Linked DNA regions of Homo sapiens: region 2 is linked to region 1. A link is a contact called in ENCODE Hi-C or POLR2A ChIA-PET data. All regions are on one chromosome and are shown on one strand. The core of a region is the stretch at or near the end of the contact, and the rest is flanking DNA. Distances in the headings are between cores, read along the strand shown.

The links. Hi-C counts contacts between places; a loop is a spot of excess contacts on that map. ChIA-PET counts read pairs that join two places held with the same protein, here RNA polymerase II (POLR2A). Pooled maps may share reads with other maps.
Region 2: a pooled map shows a loop between it and region 1 (2.6-fold over the local background). The contact joins two enhancer-like sites. A Hi-C loop is called at or near these places in 1 of 50 pooled maps. POLR2A ChIA-PET finds 5 or more read pairs at or near these places in 5 of 52 experiments (CD4-positive, alpha-beta T cell, MCF 10A, PC-9 and 2 more).

What each region holds. Positions count from the first base shown.
Region 1 is chr2:44,119,310-44,122,009 of GRCh38, forward strand. No RefSeq gene overlaps it. Among named protein-coding and RNA genes, the nearest start is that of PPM1B-DT, 48 kb to the right of the region's middle. Within about 2 kb of position 1,307, at least 2 of the 41 ENCODE cell types and tissues checked have a DNase peak (open chromatin) inside an H3K27ac peak, as active enhancers do.
Region 2 is chr2:44,043,115-44,045,814 of GRCh38, forward strand. No RefSeq gene overlaps it. Among named protein-coding and RNA genes, the nearest start is that of LRPPRC, 48 kb to the left of the region's middle. RefSeq lists an enhancer at 1,140-1,189. Within about 2 kb of position 1,262, at least 4 of the 41 ENCODE cell types and tissues checked have a DNase peak (open chromatin) inside an H3K27ac peak, as active enhancers do.

The DNA of each region.
Region 1 (2,700 bases), core at 57-2,556:
TGTTTTAAATAAAAAATTGTTTCAGTGAGAGCAAAAAAAGCCTTATTTTCAGACAAGTAAGATAATAGGCTAGAGAAGTGTGTGTGTGTGTGTGTGTGTGTGTGTGTGTGTGTGTGTGTGGTGGCATGATTATCGAGGAAGGATCTTGAGGGGTAGTCTGAAGAGTTTGAATTAGATACAAAAAGAGTTCTGGGCCAAGTGTGGTGGCTCATGCCTATAATCCCAGGATTTTGGGAGGTCAAGGCAGGAAGATTGCTTAAGGCTAGGAGTTTGAGACCAGCCTGGGCAACATAATGAGACTGAGTCTCTAACAACAATAACAGCAGAAGTGTTCTGGAATAAATATGAATTCAACTAGTAAGCTTTTCAGTTTTTTCTAGTGTTCCCCTCAGGGTGGTCAAGGGTTTATTTTTATTGGAAATTATATTGTAACAGAAGTACAAAGTAACACATGCTCAATTATAAAAGAAAAATCATAAAAGAAACATCAGGAGGGTTAAAAGTAAAACAAGGAAAGAAATCAGCATGTATTCTTTTGAAACAATAGAAAGAATTCCTATTCATTTTAAATTAAATACTAATAAAGTCTTGCTTTCCATAAAGGGATAAATAAATCTGTTACTATTTTTATTAAGAGACAATCTGGATGATTGGAGAGCTATACTTATTTAACCAGATCCTAAGATAAATTAGTAGTTGTTCACCCAGTATTTCATGTTTCCCAATACCTCCCAGCCTCCTTGTCAGTTTAGGGCCATATGACCAGTCCTTCCTGGTAGACTGTGAGCAGAAGTGATTATGTTTGGGCCACTATACTTAAGCCTGGGCAACATAGCAAGACACCATCTCTTTTTTTTAAAAAAAAAAAGGGATATGAAAGACTTTTATTCACTATGAATACTTTATCATATATATATAATGAACTTCCTCCATTTGATAGAGTACAGGGAAAATTTATTGAGAACTTAATTCAGTGCCAAGCCCTGTTAAAAATATACCATTCTAATATAGTACATTAAATTCTAAGTGAATTATATGTATTAACATTAACTCATTATAGCCTTAAAATAACCCTACAAAATGGATGCTATTATTATCCATTTTACAGATGAGGACAGTAGGCACAGATGGGTTAAAGACCTGCCCAAGAGTACACAGATGGTGAATGATGAAGCCAGAATTTGAACCCAGGCAGTCTTTCTGGAGCTGCATGTACAGCCTTTACTAATTCCAAGCAACAACGTTTTGAATCTATGAATTCTGTGGTTAGATTTTGTGGTTTGCTTTTTTCCCCATGCCTTGCATGCAGTGCTTGAGTCACGTTTCCTCTTTGATGCCTTTGAAAAGTGACTCTTTGGTTTGGAAACCAGTTAAAATTCTTGCCCTAAGAAATGGTATATTTCAAAACATGAGTAAACATAGTATGAGCTGAGGATCAGTGCTTTAATTGCAACCAATTCAATTCAACAAAGTGTTTGTTGAGTAACTACTATATGCCAAGCTCTGTATTGTGTACTGGGGATACAATAGAGACGCTATCCTTGCCTCATAGGACCAAGCCACCATTACTGAGGGGTTTATGGTATTTTCCTCAGGTGTGTTAGTGAGGAAAAAAATCAGGACCATGGTGTTTTCTATCTATACTAAGCTACTAAGGAGGAACTTAGAAATTAAAACTCAGAATTTAATAATGTTTATTTACTCGTTTAAAATGCTAATAAATCAGCCAGTTGCGGTGGCTCGTGCCTGTAGTTCCAGCACTTTTGGAGGCCGAGGCAAGTGGATCACCTGAGGTCAGGAGTTTGAGACCAGCTTGTCCAATATGGTGAAACCCCATCTCTACTAAAAATGCAAAAAGTAGCCAGTCGTGGTGGCATATGCTTATAGTCCTAGCTACTCGGGAGGCTGAGGCAGGAGAATTGCTTGAACCCGGGAGGCGGGGGTTGCAGTAAGCCAAGATTGCGCCACTGCACTCCAGCCTGGGCAATGGAGGGAGACTCTGTCTCAAAACACTAAATAAATAAAATAAAATAAAATACTAATAAACCCATTATATAAACAGGTTGACAATAATGATATGTTTGATGAAAACAATTATTTCCAAAACAAAAAAAAAATGGTGAAAAGAGTGGCATTGGTTTTCTCTTCTTTTGGCTAGTCTCCATAATATCTTACTTAATAGAAGACAGGTAGGTTGTCATACCCACTTCTGCATTCGATCTATTGCAATATGTTGTTTTAGTTGAAATATATGAAGAACATCTGGCCTCACACAGGTAGTTGGAAAAGGAGGGACATTTTAGTAGTCATTTCAGATTCCGATAAGTGTGGATATTCTTATTTGATATTACACCAAAACTTGACAAGTTGTAGTTTCCTAAAGGTTAGTAGCAATTTGAGATCTGACCTTCACATGCTGTTATATTAAAATCAACTTATCTGGCCGAGCGCAGTGGCTCATGCTTGTAATCCCAGGGCTTTGGGAGGCCAAGGAGGGTAGATCACCTGAGATCAGGAGTTTGAGGCCAGCCTGGCCAACATCATGAAACCCCATCTCCACTAAAAATACAAAAATTATCTGGGCGTGGTTGTGCATGCCTCTAGTCCTGGCTACTTGGGAGGCTGAGGCAGGAGAATCACTTGAACTCAGGAGGCAGAGGTTGCAGTCAGCCGAGATCATGCCACTGCACTACAGCCTGA
Region 2 (2,700 bases), core at 12-2,511, 76 kb before region 1:
GATTAATCCACCCTCCCCAAAGTGGCCACACCTAAATCCTAGTCTCTAACCGAAGGCAACTCTTTGTGCTCAGATAAGGTGGAAGTCAGCAAGGATCCTAGTAGAGGGGTCTACCCTTTGCTCCAGGAAAAAAGGGGCTCTAGGAGTAGCAGCAAGGCCTTCCCAGGACACAGGGAACTCAAGGCTGCTCAGGAACTGAGGCCTGATCTCCAGAGATCATCATTAGTTTGGGGAGGGCTCCCTTTGTCCACCCCCTTACCCTACCCCGGTCAGGCTCATTCTGGGGCCCTGGATTTCTGCTCTTCTCCAGGGAAGCAGCAGCATTCAGCCACTCACACCAGAAACAAATATCTGGGACTGTGGCTTTGACTTTCTGGTGCTTTTCCCTGTATCCTCAGATGAGCTCCACGTCCTTTGCCACCCTTGGCTTGGGCACTGGGCTGCATACCTCCTGCAGTTGCCCTTCTTTGAGGAGCAGGGACAGAGCTGATCTCCTGTTCCATGTCCCTCCATTAGCCCTTTCCTAGATCTAAGTCTTCCCCAAAAAGCCCTGGGACAAACAGTCCCAAAGGCAGGGCCCAATTGCTGGATTAAATGCTTAACTCCGAAGGTCCAGGATATATTTTATTTATATATATCTCGATTATTAACTCTATCCCAGGCTCCATCCCCGGCTCAGTGTGGATAACTCTCCCCTCAGCAGCCGAATAAATCAGACCATTCTTCCTCTCCTGTAGAAGTTAGGTCTGCATGGAAAAGATAGCACTTACACTCATTTCTAAGAGGAAGATGTACTTTAAGTTCTGTATGAAAACATTGAGTTCCATGGTATACACTGTTGGCATGAAAACAATGAGACTTTTAATTGCTCCCGAAACTCTAATATATATATTAGAGTTAATAATTAATATATAATATAATAGATATTATTATATGTAATATATATATATATATATATATATATATATATATATATATATAAATACTTGAAAATAGTCACCTGCCTTTAGACAGTTGTAAGCCACAGGGGAAACTCTTTGAATTCCCACCAATAACCATTTGGCTTAGAACGACTTTCAGCTGTTTCTAAAAATCAAATTCACCCTGAAACGAGGGTGGTTTGCTCTCACCTCACGATGGTGGGGAGAAGGTGGGCAGCAGTTAAATATGCCGTGGGGCTGAATGTGACCAACACGACAGTGCAGGGAAAGCTCCTTTGTCCCTGCGCGGCCCAGACTGGGACGCTAGATGGCAGGCTCACCTTCTAGATGGAAGCTTCCGGCTCCTTCTAGAGGGAAGCAGCCAGCCCTGGCAGCCCGGCCTCTGCTGGCAGTAGCCACACACTCCTGAGCAGTTCCCAGGGGCCTCCAGTGGGCTCCCCAGGGAGGGTGTGACCGATCCTCAGTGGAAGGCCCCAGAAGTGTCTGATGTGAGAACAGGGAACGCCTGCCTGTCTCCTGCAGCTGCAGTGGGATCAGGGTTAGGGCCCACTTGATCCCAAACCTCATGGTTTGTGGCTATGGTGACTCCACTGGGCTGCCAGCCACACCCTCCTCCCACCTGCCTGTCCCCGTATGGGGGTGAGAAATGTCTCCAGCTTTCTTGGGCTGGCCCAAGGTTCGAGGTCTTTCAGGATGTCTGAAACTTGAGGTTACGCTTTATGCAACCTATTATCAAATAGAGGGTCTGGTGGGGTGTGGTGGCTCATGCCTGTAATCCCAGCACTCTGGGAGGCCGAGGCGGGCAGATCACCTGAGGTCAGGAGTTCTAGACCAGCCTGGCCAACATGGCGTAACCCTGTCTCTAGTAAAAATACCAAAAAAAAAAAATAGAAAAAAAAATAGCGGGGTGTAGTGGTGCGCACCTGTAGTCCCAGCTACTCGGGAGGCTGAGGCAGGAGAATCACTTGAACCTGGGAGGCGGAGGTTGCAGTGAGCCAAGATCATGCCACTGCACTCCAGCCTGGATGACAGAGCGAGACTGTCTCAAAAAAAAAAAACAAAAAAAACAAAAAAAAAAAAAACAGAGGGTTCTACTCTGGGTGTGGGCACTGCTGAGTGCCAGGAAACACTGCTAAGTGCCAGGAAAGAAATGTACAAGCCTGGGCTGACCACTGGGCTTGGGGTCTGTGTTTTCATTAATGTTCACGCCTCAGAGCATTCTTCACCCTTCTTCTTTTGGCTGCCCCTGCCCTCCTCCCATCCTACCCAGGGTTTACCAATAAGTACAAGTTCTCTAAAGGGCAAGAACCTTCAAGGACTTGCTTCTGGATTCCTGTGCCTGCTGCGTGGTGAGGCTCAGTGAATGTCTGCTAAATGAGTGATTGATTGAATAAATTAATGTTGGGATCCAGAAATCATCTGGCTTAGCCTCCTCCTTTTAGAAAGGGTATCAACTAATTGGAAATGTATTATGTTTTCTAGGATGCCTGCTTTCATCTTTACCCTCCTTCCCCTCTCCCATTTGAGATCCCACTCCCAGGGTCTCCATTTGGGAGTGCCTGAACCTTTCTTACATCTAGCTGAAATCCCACACACTGCAATTTGAGACTGATCTTTTTTGCTCTGACTTCAGTGTAAGTCGATGATGGAATTGGGGAATAATATTGTTATGGGCTGAACTCTGTCCCCTATAAATTTTCTACTGGGAAATTTGAGGTACTCCCAGTATCTCAGAATGTGATGGTATTTGGAGACAGGG